2 separate regions of the Homo sapiens genome follow, and region 2 is linked to region 1. A link is a loop called in an ENCODE intact Hi-C map of the cell type or tissue named here. Cell type or tissue: PC-9. All regions are shown on one strand. Each heading gives the region's core, and the rest is flanking DNA. Links, peaks and the distances in the headings are about the cores only.

Evidence for each region. Peaks named below come from ENCODE experiments on the same cell type or tissue, not always from the same donor. Only the 100,000 strongest peaks of a DNase experiment are listed, where the experiment ranks them.
Region 2: it touches region 1 in a loop (16-fold over the local background); 1 of 110 quality-filtered maps calls a loop at or near these places.

What each region holds. Positions count from the first base shown.
Region 1 is chrX:120,730,663-120,738,879 of GRCh38, reverse strand. It overlaps the pseudogene GLRX5P1. Among named protein-coding and RNA genes, the nearest start is that of C1GALT1C1, 100 kb to the right of the region's middle. RefSeq lists an enhancer at 1,194-2,393. In PC-9, for the core only: no CTCF peak of the experiment used is centred there; a DNase peak (open chromatin) is centred at 4,019; H3K4me3 peaks cover 2,472 bases; H3K27ac peaks cover 4,746 bases.
Region 2 is chrX:120,546,279-120,554,495 of GRCh38, reverse strand. CUL4B (cullin 4B) reads left to right here. Exons shown (of 20, transcript NM_001079872.2): 3 at 7,257-7,360; 4 at 7,880-7,949. Among named protein-coding and RNA genes, the nearest start is that of CUL4B, 11 kb to the left of the region's middle. RefSeq lists an enhancer at 3,876-5,075. In PC-9, for the core only: no CTCF peak of the experiment used is centred there; a DNase peak (open chromatin) is centred at 4,375; H3K4me3 peaks cover 1,224 bases; H3K27ac peaks cover 4,662 bases.

The DNA of each region.
Region 1 (8,217 bases), core at 1,764-6,763:
CCAAGAGGGAGAGTTATATTTTCCCCAAGTTTCCTACAGCTGTTTATTGGTCATGGGGCGCATAAAACATCTTATGAATGTTTCACTGCCGAAGAAAAATTGCTTCAAGCTGAGCTAGGATAGGAGTTAGGTATTACCATGGATATGAATATATTTTCACAGTTCAGCTCAATTACCACATTGTTTATCATGTTGCTTTACAACATTGCAGACTATTAAAGCTACTTTTTCATTTTACAGTATAGGAAACTAAGGCTGGCCAGGCAGGTGATTTCAATTTGCTCAAAGTCACATGGCTAGTTAGTATCAGAACTGAACTAGAACCACCCAATGAGCACAGTGCTCTTTCTACTGCAAGGATTTGTTAAAATAGTGTCTGAACAGGGGAAAGATTTTAAGTTAATTGGTCACAAGTGGTCCCCATACCCTGCTGTGGGGAGCTTAGCGGAGGTTCCCTGAATAAAAACATAGTTTGGGACTGGAGAAGAAATTTTCCAGGCTCTCGGTCACTCAAACAAATAGACATCTTTTTGAGCATGGATTGCCCATTTGTTTATTCAACAAACACTTGTTGAGCCCTGTGCTGGCTGGGGATAGAAATTTTTTTAAAACCCACAGTCCCTGCCTTGACAGAGCTTAGAATCCACTGAGGAGAGACTGATGTATAAATACTAAGTTCAATAAACTCCCATAGCTATTGGGGGGGGGGGCACAAGAGATGGTTTCAGAAACGAAGTAATCAGCCAAAAAGGAAAGCAGGCCAGCTAATCACTGAGCATGATGTAAGGCAGAAACTTAAGTGCAGTATGGTCAGAGTTTAGTGTAAAGAGGGAGGGAGGGATCTTTGTAAGCTACAGAGTTCACGGAAGGCTTTTTGGAAAGGTTAAGTCTAGAAGTAAGCTTTGGAGTATGTGTAGGAATCATATAACCAGAGAGGATACTTCAGATGAGGAACAGCATGAGCAAAGGTAAAGATACAAGAAAGTATATTGTCTATTTGGGGATGGCCCTTCAGATATTAAGTTTAAAACTGTTCTTAAATCACCCTTCACCTTTTGCTTCTCTTTTGCCTTTCCTATAAGTACCTCTGGCCAGCAGGTTACATTTGAATTGTTTCTTTACTCTCCAACTTCACTCTTCATGCTCACTGTGCCTCTGGTAGTCTGCAAGGCCACCATGTACAGTTGTGCATGTTGTTCACTGCACAAAGGATACCCAGTCATGGAGGTGAATGGGGGCTGAAATCCATACTGCACTGTACTCACCAAGTAATGCTTTCCTTTCCTAGTTTGATACATGTGCTTGCTAGGCCATGCCCCCAACCCAAAAAGGAGCACTTTTTCCAGTTTACAGAAAGGTACCCTAGCAGTGGCTGAGGCACTAAATCATATGTAGATGAAAGGTAAATAAGTGAGGTAAATAAGATTTATCTCTGATTTGTTCCAGCTTCAAGTCTTTACAGCTGAAGCCACTAATGAAGCCACCACAGTTCCACCACAGTTTTTATGCTAATCATGACTAAAGTAGGAAAAGTAGCAAGAGCCCCAGGGACCCTTCAGGAAGCTTAGAAGTGTCACTTCCCTGGATCCTGCATGAGGTGACCCAGAGATGACCTATGCCTGATGTGGCTCCCTTGATTTCATTTCTCTCTAATCCTAAACTGGATGACTAAGTGGTACCATTTCCCCTGACTCAGTTATTCTTTCTCATAAGAAAACTACACTTCTGTATGACTCACAACCAAGCTTATTCCTTATTTCTTATCTCCCCTACCTGGCAGTACCACCAAAATCATCCTTAGAAATCAACTGGACACGCACTTGCCATACCCACCTACCATGGTTGGTAGTCTTGTGCCAAATCCTGACTCCCTTTTCCTTCCCACCTGTCCTGTGCCACCAAGAGCCACTCTTCCCCACAAGCTACCAATCGGAGCTTTCAGACCTCCAAGTTTCCCTGGCTTTATCAGGCTTAAAGGGCTAAGCCTCTATAATATAAAAACCCAATAGTACAGGGAGTCAAAGAACTCACCACTTGTCAAGTTTCTCTCCACTTGACAGTCCAGAGCACATAGGTGGCCTACTCAACTCATTCAGTCACTCATGGACTTGGGTTGATTCCTTCATGTTTCTCTGCCCTTCTGTAAGGCAACAGCCTTATCTGCCAGTTTCAAAGCTGAGTAATGTGTGCTATGGGCACATCCATATTTCTTCTGTTAGAGGAAAAAAGTAAAGAGAAGCACATGTGCAAAGTTTAAAGAGCTGGGCCTAGAAAAAGCACACATCACTCCTACTTACATTTCACTGGTCTCAGAGCCACACCAGACCACAAAGCGGGCTGGAAAATGTACGTAAGTACCTAGCTGGACATCCTCACCCTGGCTACAGGTCTATTATTAAGGAAGATGCCAAACTATCAGTAAAAAGCATCTATTTTGTCATAATTTTTTACCCATGATAGAAACTTCATGATCAAGTATAATAAAGTTCAACCAATTTAAATAGAATCAAACTTAATGTATTAATAAATGTGTTTAAAGCATAGCATATACTTTTCCCTTACGCACTGTTTCTCAAAGTGTGGTGCATGGACTCTGGGTGATCCAGGGCCACTGATCATTCCCAGAAACCTAGCCAGTGACAGAGGAAAAAGCAATAATATTATTTCTTTACATACCTTCCACATATTTGAGATGTAAGGCTAATTATGATTTTTTACAGCAATCACATTACATTCTTTTTGTCAAATTACATTCTTAACCATCCTTATGTATTTTTTTTTTGAGACATGATCTTGCTGTGTCACCCAAGCTGGAGTGCAGTGGTGCGATCCTGGCTCACTGCAACCTCCACCTCCCAGGCTCAAGCAATCCTCCCACCTCAGCCTCCCAAGTAGCTGGGACTACAGGCATTCACCACCACACCTGGATACCTTTGGTATTTTTTTGTGGAGACCAGGTTTAGCCATATTGCCCAGACTGGTCTTGAAGTCTTGAGCTCCAGTTAAGAGAATAAACTTCCGGCTGGGTGCGGTGGCTCACGCCTGTAATTCCAGCACTTTGGGAGGCCGAGGTGGGTGGATTGCCTGAGGTTAGGAGTTTGAGACCAGCCTGACCAACATGGTAAAACCCCATCTCTACTAAAAATACAAAAATTAGCCAAGCGTGGTGGCACATGCCTGTAATCCCATCTACTCAGGAGGCTGAGGCAAGAGAATCACTTGAACCCAGGAGGCAGATGTTGCAGTGAGCCGAGATCATGCTACTGCACTCCAGCCTGGGTAACAGAGAAAGACTCTGTCTCAAAAAAAAAAAAAAAAAAGAAAAAACTTTTGAGGAGGTCGAGGACCCCGAGAAATGAGGGGGTTTGCCTAATGTCAAGCACTGGGTGTGCAAACCTGCAGCTGCTGTGACAGTTTCTGGCAGTGAGTCTCTGACACGAACAGCTCCCTCTGTTCAGGGAGGACCCGGGCACCCTCACTTTGAGTCTTGGTCTTACTTTTCATCTAAAAGGGTGGAGCGGATCCCCAGCTTTTTCAGTTCTTCCACCAGGTCCCCATTCTGGTGCATCTGGGCTCCATTCCTTTGTTCTTCCCTCTAGCTGAGGAAAAATAACCACTAACCCTGAGGAGACAGCCTGTGAGGTTTAGCTCATAACTGACATGTGGGTCAAGTGAGGCAAACTGAATAGACTCCAACATCATAGCCTGGCATTGCTATTTACCCCCCTCTAGTAAAAACAAAATTCCATCTAGTTCATGACATCTGAAAGGAGGTATCTCACGCTGCCTGCTTGGAGGGCAATTCATTTGGAAATCTCTCTGGGAAAGCACAGAGCAGAGCTGATTTATGGCACCACCACAGGGTATCACTGCAAGCATCAGGACCAAGTGGAGGAAGTGCCACTGCCCAGCCCTGAGGCCAGCATTCCAGCCTGTGAACAAATCCTGTGGGTTGGAATGCTGCTGCTAACCCAATGAGATGGACTGCTGGCCCACGCGGCAGCCTCTGACAACACTTAACTGTGAGAGACCTGGGCTCTGGGGAGGCCTCTTCCTGCTGAGTCACGGCGATGTGACCACCAGGGTGGGAACCGAGCCCAGGAAAAGTTCTTTCTGGACTAGGTCGACCCTTGTGCAGATTACTGGTTCATGCTGAGTGCTTTTCCCTGAGACATCAGGGCCTCTGTCACCCTTTCCAGACCAGCCCCTCTGGCCACTGCCATGCCAGGATGTATCTTATGGCACTCTTGGGACTCTAGGGTGAAGAACCCACCAGATTTAGAAATTTTGATGACTCAGGTACATGGAAATGTGAAGGTCTCTCAAGCTATCAACAAAGCAAACAAATTTAAAAAAATGAACAAAATCTCTATCAGGGCCTGGCGCGGTGGCTCACGCCTGTAATCCCAGCACTTTGGGAGGCCGAGATGGGCGGATCACAAGGTCAGCAGATCGAGACCATCCCGGCTAACACGGTGAAACCCCATCTCTACTAAAAATACGAAAAAAAATTAGCCGGGCGTGGTGGCGGGCGCCTGTAGTCCCAGCTACTCAGGAGACTGAGGCAGGAGAATGGCGTGAACCCGGGAGGCGGAGCTTGCAGTGAGCCGAGACAGCGCCACTGCACTCCAGCCTGGGCGACAGAGCGAGACTCCGTCTCAAGGAAAAAAAAAAAAAAAAAAGTCAATGGGATTTTTGGGGCAGTAAAATTATGTTGATTTTTCCTCTTTTTATTTTGCTGTATTTTCCAAGTTTTATATTACTTTTATGTTGGAAAAATAAACTTTACTAAGGAAAAAAGGTTTGTCGAATATTAAAGTAACAATAAAAATAAGCCTGTGTGTGTGTGACAATATCATATAAGCAGTCGAAAATGCAAATATGAAGTAAGAAGATAAATGTCTGAAAATTTGATTTTATTAGACCTGCCATCCATTTGCCCCAGTCTCCAGCATGCTCTTTATAATAAAATGTATCAAATTGTAGCACGAAGTCATCAAAGCTTTTACATAACTTTCTTCCTGTGTTGGCAGTTTATTTAAAAAAAAAAAAAAACCCAGTTATCACAGTTTCTTCTTTGTCCATCGTTTTCCATAACGGAAGAAGCTATACATAATTTGGGGGAAGATATTGTCTTTGCAGACTGACATATTTGCAGAGGGGTCATGAATAATGATTCCAAAGCTCCTAGTTTAACTCCTGAATCAGGCAAAAAATAAATGGCAATATAAGAACAAATTTTGTTTACAGCAATATCATAATACAGCATTGAATTATTACAGTGCAGTGGTTGTAATTAAGCTCACAATAAAATCTTATTAGCCCAAACACCAGACAACCTAAAATCACCCGACTGCTCACGAACGGAAATGATCAGTGCAACGCAGTTGTCTCAGTAGTGAAAACCAAAATCGGTAAGGTTTTTCTGGCAGTGAGTCTCTGACACGAACGGCTCCCTCTGTTCAGGGAGGACCCGGGCGCCCTCACTTTGAGTCTTGGTCTTTCTTTTCATCTAAAAGGGCGGAGTGGATCCCCAGCTTTTTCAGTTCTTCCACCAGACCCCCATTCTGGTGCATCTGCAAAAGAATGTCACAGCCCCGCACAAACTCGCCGTTGAGGTACACTTGCGGGATGGTGGGCCAGTTGGAATAGTCTTTAATGCCTTGTCGCAGCTCGGGGTCGTCCAGCACTTCGTAGGCCGCATAGTCGCGGACGCCGTGCACCCACAGGATCTGCACCATGGCGTTGCTGAAGCCGCACTGGGGTTGCTCCGCCGTCCCCTTGAGGGAAGACAACCACTTTGTCCTTCACCAGTGCGTCCAGCCGCTCCCCTGAAACACCACCGCCCGCACCCGAGCCCGCCGCTCGGCCGAGGGACCCGCTCATCCCTGCATGCTCGCCGAAGCCCACGACGCCCCAGGTCTTTGGCTGGCCACCTAGAGCTCTCCTCGGCCCACGGCCGCTTTTACATAATTATTAATCAAAGTACAGTTAACCCTGTGATAAACCAATTGAATATTTTGAAAGCAAGCACGAAGTAATTCTTTGCTGTATGAAGTTGATGAATATTGTGACGAAGGCAGGGAAGATATAAAAGCTATGGGGGTTTCATTCAACGTTATTAGACCTCTTGGCAAAACAAGTACAAATCACTTCATTGCCAAGAAGCTTATAAAACCAGGCACAATATCAATGACAAAGTGACTTAGAGAAAGCAGAGTGAGTCATCAGCAGAATTTTTATAACAACGTCATAGGACATCCGTAATATCTATGGCACACAATATAAAAGGCAATTATTATCACATGTGGACACCAGCAGATATTCTACTTTAGAGACAGGTAAAAACACGGATATGCAGACTCTTGGCATAGGAGTGGTATGTACACACACAGACACACACACGCACACACACACAAACACACACGGGAGAAGTGCTCCACATTTTTGACACTGAAATCCCATGCTATAAGAGAAAAGAGGTTTTTTTTTTAAATTATGCTTGTTACCTTAGATACAGATTTTCATGCAGTTGTTGTAAGAAATACTGCAAAGAGAAACCATGTACCATTTTCCCGGTTTCCCCCAATGACAGTGTCTTGCAACACCATACAGTATCACAACCAGGATATTGGCATTGATACAGTCAAGATACAGAATGGTTCCATCACCACAAGGATCCCTCATGTTGCCCTTTTATAGCCACACCCATTATCTCCAACTCCACCCCCTTCTTAACTCCTAGCAACCACTCACATGTTCTCCATTTTTATAATTTTGTCATCTCAAGGATGTTATACATTTGGAATCATATATAATCGGGTCATTGCCTTTTTTCACTTAGTACAATTTTTGTAAATCCACTCAAGATGTTGTACATATCAATAATATGTTCCTTTTCATTTGTGAGTAGTGTTCTATGCTATGGATATACCACAGTTTGCTTAACCATTCACATGTTGAAGGACATTTGGGTTGTTTCCAATTGGGGGCTATCAGGAATACACTGCGGTGAACATTTGTGTACAGGTTCTTGTATGAACATAAGTTTTTAAATCTCTGGGATAAATGCCCATGAGTGTAATTGCTGGGTTGTATGGTTGTTGCATGTTTGGTTTCATTAGAAACTGTTCAACTCTTTTCCAGAGTAGCTGTACCATTGTACATTGCCACCAGCAATATAGGAGAGATCTAGTTTCTCTTCATAAAAGGAAAGGTTTTTAATTTAGTTAACAAGTGGTTTTTTTTAATGAGTCATGAAGTAGATTGGAAAAGGGGCACTGCGGCCAATTCTGAAGAGCATTAGCCATGACTGCCGCCCAGAAATATGTAGCAAATAAAAGAGGTTGCACCCGTATGTGAAGCCACTCACGACTTGATTAACAATGATCAGCAACATGCCTTCTGATCACAGTTCAGTATTGAAAAAAACAAATACTGTGAGTATAATAAAATTTTGGCCCCTAAGAAGATGTCTTCCCAGCATGCTGTACAAAGAAATAAGCAGTAAATACTAATCTCCACTTTTCCACACTAAGCATGCCAGCTGTTGAGAGAAGCTGCTCTCCCATAACTTTTTGATACAAGGGATAGGGAAAGGGACCTTATGAAAATGATAATGCCACTAAAGAGCATTTCTCATATTCAAATGCCTTGCTGAAGACATATTTTATAGCCACATTTTCAGAATATTAAAGAACCTGTAGTTATTAGCTCAGTGGTGAAATACTGCCATGTTTAATGTTAAAGATAAAATAATCAGAATTTTTTAAGAAGACTGAACTATGATGCAAACAGCTTTGTCACTAAGAATTTGATTCTGTCCCAACATGTGGAGACTTTATGCACTTCTTGAAGAAAGAAATCGACTATATATGATTGGGTATATGTAAATATCACGTTCAAGTTCTTCAGTGGAACTTGTAACCACACTTTTTTGAACTAAATGCAGTCAAAGTGGTAATTTAGGAATGCACACCCATCTGTTTCCCAAGTTCAACTATTCTGTCTTCTAGCCTTTGACTGTGATTTGTTCAGGGACTTTAGTATCTGATGGAGTGCTTCAAAGTACTATCAGGGAACCGTCCTTGTAATATCTAGCTTTTTGGATGTATAATATCTATAGGTTTGATAAGGCCACTAAATACTTAAGGCAGTTCCCAATGACCTAGGATTCTGAATTAGAATTTTTAACTTTTTATTATGAAAAACTTCAAA
Region 2 (8,217 bases), core at 1,470-6,469, 180 kb after region 1:
GTTTTAAAATTATCTTTCCTTGACAACCTTGAGATCCTGTGGGTGTGAGGCAGTGATTAATGTTTTCATTTGACTGTTTTGTTTGTTTGCGTGCTTGTTTTTAATTGACTGCAAATAAGACTGATTAAATGCACTGACTTTTGAGCTGTCCAGCCTGCCTTAGGTTACAAATCTGTCACTCATCATATAACTTTGGGCGAGTTACTTCTCTAAGTCTTGGTTTCCTCATTTACAAGATGGTGAGACTAACGGCTACCTATATGGTAGGGTTTTTTAGACGTAAATGAAATATTGCAAAAAAGTAATTATCACAGTTCCTGCTATATATTGGTATGTGTCATCAATGATAGTAGATATTTGAGTCTTTAGAAAAGAAATCTTTATTTTAAAATTACATTTTATTTTAGAGCTCTGAAGCCACACGATTTTAAATTCTAAATCTACACTGGGCCAGAGCAGCTGTCTGATAAATAGATTACATTCCAAATGTGCTTCAGTAGACACCATTAGCGAAATTGAAAAAATAATAGAAAAAGACAGGAACTCTCTAGGAACAGTGTCCCTCTACGCTTAAAAAGAATGTGTCTTGTTTTCACATGTGGTATCATACAGTTGGAATTTTGGTTTTGGTGTGAGTTTTTTTACTATTAATAAGTAATATTTTAAATAGGATTATTTTCATAATCCTATTATGAGCTCATGTTCTCAACTTTTGTATGAGTAGCCGCAGTGTTTTGTTTTGTTTTGTTTAAATAGAGATATGGGGGTCTTGCTATGTTGCCCAGGCTGTTCTCGAACTCCTGGCCTCAAGCAGTCATCCCGCCTTGGCCTCCCAAAGTGCCAGGCTTACAGGCATGAACCACCATGTCTGGCCTACTACAGTGTTTAAGATCAGCTACCTTTTTTGGAGATGCTGGAAGTTTGTACAGGAGCGTGTAACATTTATCTTTCCTATAAATCTCTAGCTATTTTTAAAGTCAAGCCTAGGCCATACTTCAATTCTGATGAAAATAATTTTATTTATTATTAATAATGGGAACTGTAGTTACCTTTTTGTGAAATAAACCTTAAATGATGAACCTTTCTATTAACGATTCATTTATAGAGTAGATGACCACAGGACTAGAATCAAATAGTATAGGTTATTATCAATTGTAAAATCTGGTTGCTTAAGCAGTCAGTGATTATTAAGAAAGCAGTTAGATTCTTAGCATTGTTGATGACTAGCTGTTGGAGTCTGTGTAACTTTTGTCACCCTGTTGATGTCTTAAAGCTTAGTCTATTATGTATTATGTATTTCTCTTTTTACTGAATCGTTAATCAGTACTATTGTTGCTGTTTTTTAAAATGTACAACTAAAATTCTACTCTTTGTTATTTTGAAATATACAATAGATTATTAAATAATAAAAAATTTTAAAATGTGCACTTACAAATTCTTAGTCCTTGATAATTTTCAGTCTTATTTAAGTCCTGTTTACTGGAAGTAAAAAGAAAAGGAGTTTAGGTTTCATTGTATAGTTGGTTTCCTTTAAACAGATTCTTAGTTTTTGAATACTTAGAGTATCTTAGCCATATTTACTTGACATAAAAAGAGAGATAATGTAGATCTTATTGCTATATCAGTTGTTGAATTTTTTGTTATGTGCTTTACTTACTATCTGTAAACATAGCTCGAAAACTAAGACTCCACTCCTTAGACCAGTGACCAGAGTTCAACACCCTGGTGGAAATTCAGTATCTTTTTTATTGTCTGTTGTTCAGTAAATATTTGCATATGTCATTTGCTACACGTTTATATATATTTTTTGACTGTGTTTTTTTTTCAGACACTTTTTTTTAGCTCATCCTTGTGAAGAAAGACACATTTTTTATGTATCCTGTGGATTTTGGAGGGGAAGGGCTGGGATTTGGAAGAATAAGGGTTAGAAGCTTGCTAGAATGCCTGTATTTTATACCTAAGTACCTTCAAAGGATTTAAGGCAGCATATTTACTGGTAATTAGTGGGAGCTTAAATAAAAAGATAGTTTTATTAAAAAGACTTGTAAGGCTGGGTGCGGTGGCTGACGCCTGAAATCCCAACACTTTGGGAGGCCAAGGTGGGCGGATCACCTGAGGTCAGGCATTCAAGACCAGCTTGGCCAACATGGTGAAACCCAGTCTCTACCAAAAATACAAAATTCAGCCAGGTGTGGTGGCACGTGTCTGTAATCCGAGCTACTGGGAAGGCTAAGGCATGAGAATCGGTTGAACCCAGGAGGCAGAGGTTGCAGTTATCTAGAATCTGTTTATTACAAATAGTTGTTTGTGAGGCAAGAGGTTACTTCCAGAGATTCCCAAAGTGTTTTATTAGTGTAAATAATAAATACGTAATGCATAATATGTAAAAATACATAAATAATACATAATATTTAAATAAAACAATGCATAATATGTAAAAATACATAAATAATAAATACATAATATTTAAAAGAATATATTTGTAAAAGTGCTTTTCAAAGATCTAGAGTAAAATAGAGCTTATCTCAAACACCTTCTTATTCCTGTTTCCATCCCAGCATGTAATAGGATGAAGAGTACTTAGTAAACAGTCATTCCTTGTTCAATCCATGACTGCTTACTGTGTCCAAAACTGGACTGATACCTTGGGGTTATGGAAAGCACTTAGTACTAGTAAGAGAGCATAAGTACCTACCCTAAGTTACTTATGTTCTAATAGGTTCATGAAATTAATAGTTCGTGACCAGCATTTTTTAAAAAGAAATGAAATAGCAAATATCAGAATGCATCACATAGAGTAATGATGTGTAGGTTCGTGAAGATTTTATTTTAGTTACATAAATTTATGTATGATGGATTGTGACATTAGATTTCCTACTGTGGCTTTGGGTCAAAACATTTTGGAAGCCACTGTTTTACAGACACCACTCCAAATCTTGCCTAAAGGTGAGAAAAGTAGAGTACTTGGATCAAAGGATGTGTGAAAGGTTATAATCGGGTGGCCAAGGTGGCTCATGCATGTAATCCAGCACTTTGGGAGGCTGAGGTGAACAGTTCACTTGAAGTCAGGAGTTCGAGACTAGCCTGGCCAACATGGTAAAACCCCATCTCTACTAAAAATGCAAAAAAACCTAGCTGAGTGTGGCGGCGCATGCTTGTAATCCCAGCTACTTGAGAGGCTGAAACAGGAGAACCACTGGAACCTGGAGGCAGAGGTTGCACTGAGCCAAGATTGCACCCCAATCTGGGCGACAGAGCAAGACTCCATCTAAAAAAAAAAGAAAAAAGAAAAGTTATAATCAGACATGAGATGAAAGTGGTAAGATTTGCCTTGAACACCATGCTAAAAAGTATGGTGGTGGGGAAGTTAGAAAGGCTTTTATTGGGGAAGGCAAGTATTTAAGTTTTTTGAATACCTGATATATTCCTCTGGTTCAAAGCCCCGAAAGTATTGCAGAGCATGTAGTGAGAAGTCTCACTTCCACCCCATCCTCCAGTCCCCTAGTTAGTTCTCTTTGTGACAGACATTATTAGTTTTTTGGGTATCTTTCCAGAGATGTTTTATATACGTAAAACGACTGTGTATGTTTTTATTTTGTTCCTTTTTTACATAAATGATAGCAGACCATGTACCGGATAGTTCTTTTTGTTTGTTTATTTATACCTATTACGAGATTGCTCCATCACAGTACAGGAAAAGCTTGATGGAAGGTTGTTGAGGAAGGAAAATGACTAGATCCGGTCTATAGGTTAAGCAGTCAAGGCTAAATTAGAAAAACAGAATGTTCCCTCCGAACTTGACCTCAAAACTCACCTTAGATGCTCCTGCCTTTCTTGCCTTAAAGTTCTTAAACCACCCTCCAGCCAAACACAGGTGAGACTCTGTGCTGTAAAGCCCAGCTTAATTCTCGATTTCTCACTATTTCCACTAACTTTTTATCTGTTTCCCTGTGGGTCTTTGGGACTCTGTCCCTTTACCTCTTCCCAGGAAGGCTTTTCTGACTTGCCCTCCCCTAAATGCTGGGTTAGGGGCCTCATCTCTCTGCTTATCCTCATCATAGCATCTAGCACACTCAATCGTAATTACACGTTTTCTGGCAACTTTTCTCATACTAGAAGCCCTTTCTATGTGCAGGACACATTGCTAGAGTTTTTTTTGAATACTTCATGTATTCACTTGGTTCAAAGCTCAAAAAGTATTAAAGAACTTATAGATAGATGAACACACAATGTCTTTCTGTCATTAAGGAGTCAGAGAGACAAGATATACACATAAAAAGATAAGTAGTTTTGTGTAAGAAGTGTCCAGTGGTTGGGAGATAAATAGTGTTGACTCAATGACTAAGTCAGTGTGGTATGATGGGTGCGAGTGCCATGTGAGTCACTGGTAGCTGAGTCAATTAAGAAGAACTTATTGGAAGAAGTGGGACCTAATTGAGTAGTAAGGGAATATGGTATCTTGTGTGAGAAGATAAGTAGATGTGCCGAGAACTGTTTTATTTGAGAAGGGAACATAGCAGAAGGAAATGGGATAAATAGGACTTAGAGAAGTACCGGAAGTGCACAATGTGGAAAGATGAAGTACGCACTAAGTCATATGACAGAATCTAAGCAAAGCGATAAGAAATGCTGAGAAAACAGTCATTCAGAAGGAACGGTGAGATACAATGAGAGGAATACTAAAGGTGGAAGGGGGACAGTCCACAAAGGACCTGTGTGAACAGAGAGGCACATGAAATAAATGTAAATTCCCTTAAGCATTTGTGGCCTAGCCCCAGGTCACGTGAAAAGTGGGCAGGCCAGCAGGGTCTCAGCCTTCTTATTCCTCCATAGCTGCTCAATCTAATTGGCCTGCTGTTTCCTGATGAGGTGTGGTGACTTGTCTCGTGGTGTAAGAGGTTTCCTTTAAGCTCTGCTCTGCTCTGCTCTTCTCTTCTTTTTTCTTCTCTTCTCGAGACAGAGTCTCACACTGTTGCCTGGGCTGGAATGCAATGGCACATTCTCGGCTCACTGCAACCTCCACCGCCCGGGTTGATGAGATTCTCCTGCCTCAGCCTCCCGAGTAGCTGGTGCACACCACCACACCCGGCTAATTTTTGTATTTTTAGTAGAGACAGGGTTTCACTATGTTGGTCAGAGTGGTCTCGAACTCCAGACCTCATGATCTGCCCGCCTCGGCCTCCCAAAGTGCTGGGATTACAGGCGTGAGCCACCGCGCTCTGCCAAGCTTTCTTTTCATTTGCTGATTTATTTACTGGACCTGCATATTGGGAATGTGACTTCTAACTACATATTTTTAAAATTCCACTCCAACCCACAGAACTTGGATGCCCCCCTAGAGTTCATTTTAATGGAATTTTTTTCTTCTGTTGTGGTGAGAAAGGAATTCTGGTGTTACATTTAAGTCATTACCACTTGGAATTATAGATTATATCAGAGTTTTCCCAAAGAGTTTTAGCATGCCTGTTGTTTTAAATTTGAAAGTCTTTTATATATGCATAACAGGAAACTTACGGAAATCTGAAGGTCATCCTTCTGGAATCTGAGTATAAAAGAAGACCAATTCAGTTATTAAAGTGAAGTAAAAATGCAGTTCTTTCTTTTGTAATTGGCGTTAATTCAGTTGTACAAATTTTATTTATTTTTTATTTTATTCCTTTTTGAGATGGAGTCTCTCTCTGTTGCCCAGGCTGGAGTGCACTGGTGTGATCTCGGCTCACTGCACCCTCCACCTCCTGGGTTCAAGCAATTCTCCTGCCTCAGCCTCCTGAGTAGCTGGGATTACAGGCGTGCACCACCATGTCCGGCTAATTTTTGTATTTTTAGTGGAGACGGGGTTTCACTATGTTGGCCAGGCTGATTTTGAACTCCTGACCTCAAGTGATCCACCCGCCTCAGCCTCCTAAACCGCTGGGATTACAAGCATGAGCCACTGCGCCCAGCCACAGATTTTAAAATCTATATTTAACTATTCTTAAACTGAAATGTTGGAGAAAATTCCTTGGTATTATATCATACTCATTATCATACTACTAGCAATAATTTCTGCTTTGTTCTGTTCAGGAAAATCCAAGAACGTTTAAGTAAATTTTAATTCAATTGTAGTAGGACTGCCCAACCCATCTGATACATAAACAACAGGTGAAATTCTTTTTTAAACCCAAAATGAAGCTCTGCTTGTGAAAATGATTAACATTTTAAACAAGACAGCTTTTTTATTTTTGAGACAAGGTCTCACTTTGTCCCCAGGCTAGAGTGCAGTGGCGTAGTCATGGTTCACTTCAACCTTGAACTCTTGGGCTCAAGTGATCCTCCTGCCTCAGCCTCCTAAATAGCTGGAACTACAGGTACACACCACTGGGCCCAGCTAATTTTTAAATTTTTTGTAGAGATGGGGTCTTGCTTTGTTTCTGTATTAGTCAGGGTTTTCTTAGAGGGACAGAACTACAGAACTAGTAGGAGATATATATAAAGGGGAGTTTATTAAGTGTTAAGTTACACGATCACAAGGTCCCACAATAGGCTGTCTGCAAGCTGAGGAGTAAGGAGAGCCAGGTTGATTCCCAAAACTGAAGAACTTGGAGTCTGATGTTCGAGGGCAGGAAGCATCCAGCATGGGAGAAAGATGTAGGCTGGGAGGCTAGGCCCTTCTCTCCTTTTCACTTTTTTTGGCCTGCTTTATATTCACTGGAAGCTGATTAGATTGTGCCCACCAGGTTAAGGATGGATCTGCCTTCCCCAGCCCACTGACTCAAATGTTAATCTCTTTTGGCAACACCCTCACAGACACACCCAGGATCAATACTTTGTATCCTTCAATCCAATCAAGTTGACACTCAGTAGTAACCATCACAGTTGCCTAGGCTGTTCTAGCCTGGCATCAAGCAATCCTCTCACCTTGGCCCCCCAAAATGTTGGGATTACAGGCATGAACCACTGTACCCAGCCCAAGTAGGATTTTCTTTGAGCAGCATGTTGGCACTCAAAAAGTTTCAGATTTTTGAGCTTTTTGGATTTCAGATTTTTAGATTAAAGATGCTAAACCTGTAATTTGTTCTTTTTTGATACAGTGCATTGGTTATGAGAAAGTTTGCCACCCACATTGATATATTTTGTTGTTTTACCTTGTGTCTTAAGTGGATGAATAACCCTTTTTAATAAGCTGATGTGGTAGAAATATCAAATTAATAAGAATCTGATGTAAATAGTTGAGAAATCCTTCATCCTCTCCTTAAGAAAGTATTTTAACCTTGCAGGCTGTAGAAAATCTCTGTTCTTACAAGATTTCTGCAAACTTGTACAAACAGCTGAGACAGATCTGCGAAGATCACATCAAAGCACAGATTCATCAATTCAGAGAATATCCTTTTTAAAACAAAAAATCGTGAATAGTTTTGTCTTCCTCTCTGTCCCTACCCCTCACTGTTTAACCCAGCTTGAAGTAGAATGCCTGTATTTTGTAGGTTTGTCATTTTTTGTGCCTTGTGTTTCTCGAGAAAGAAACACATTTTGACTTTTCAGCCTTAATTCGTGTCCAGGACTACGTGTGGTATTCATGTAAATAAGATGTCCTTATGTCTTTATCCTTTTTGCCCTATCAGATTTCCACTTGAGGAAAAATAATCTCCTAAGGGAAATAGTAAACTGAAAACACGATGTTCAGTTATGTCTAAGACTTGTTTTTAAAGGTGTTTTTTAGTATAAACTATGTTTTTTTTTTCTTTTACAAATTAGGAAATAGCACTTTGGTGCATAATCAAGTGCCATTTAGTTTCACTTAGTGTGCAAGGTATTCATGTTTAAGACTAATATGCTCTCTGTCACATGGCACATATGACTTGTACCAAACGCTTTAAAATATCCTTAACATATGTTTCAGGGATTCATTGGATAGCGTTCTTTTTTTAAAGAAGATTGATAGATGCTGGCAAAACCATTGCAGACAAATGGTAAGCTGGAAAAAGTATTGTATTTCGGCTAAACATTGTATTAATAGTTAAAAACATTTCTTCAAATACAGGAATGTTAGTTTTTAAAACTTAGCAATAGGGAGATTGCTTCAATATCTATTCCTTTTCTTTTTTTTTCTTTTTTTAAAAATTTATTTATTTTTTATTTTCCCGTAAGTTATTGGGGTACAGGTGACATTTGGTTACATGAGTAAGTTCCTTAGTGGTGATTTGTAAGATTTTGGTGCACCCTTCACCAGAGCAGTAT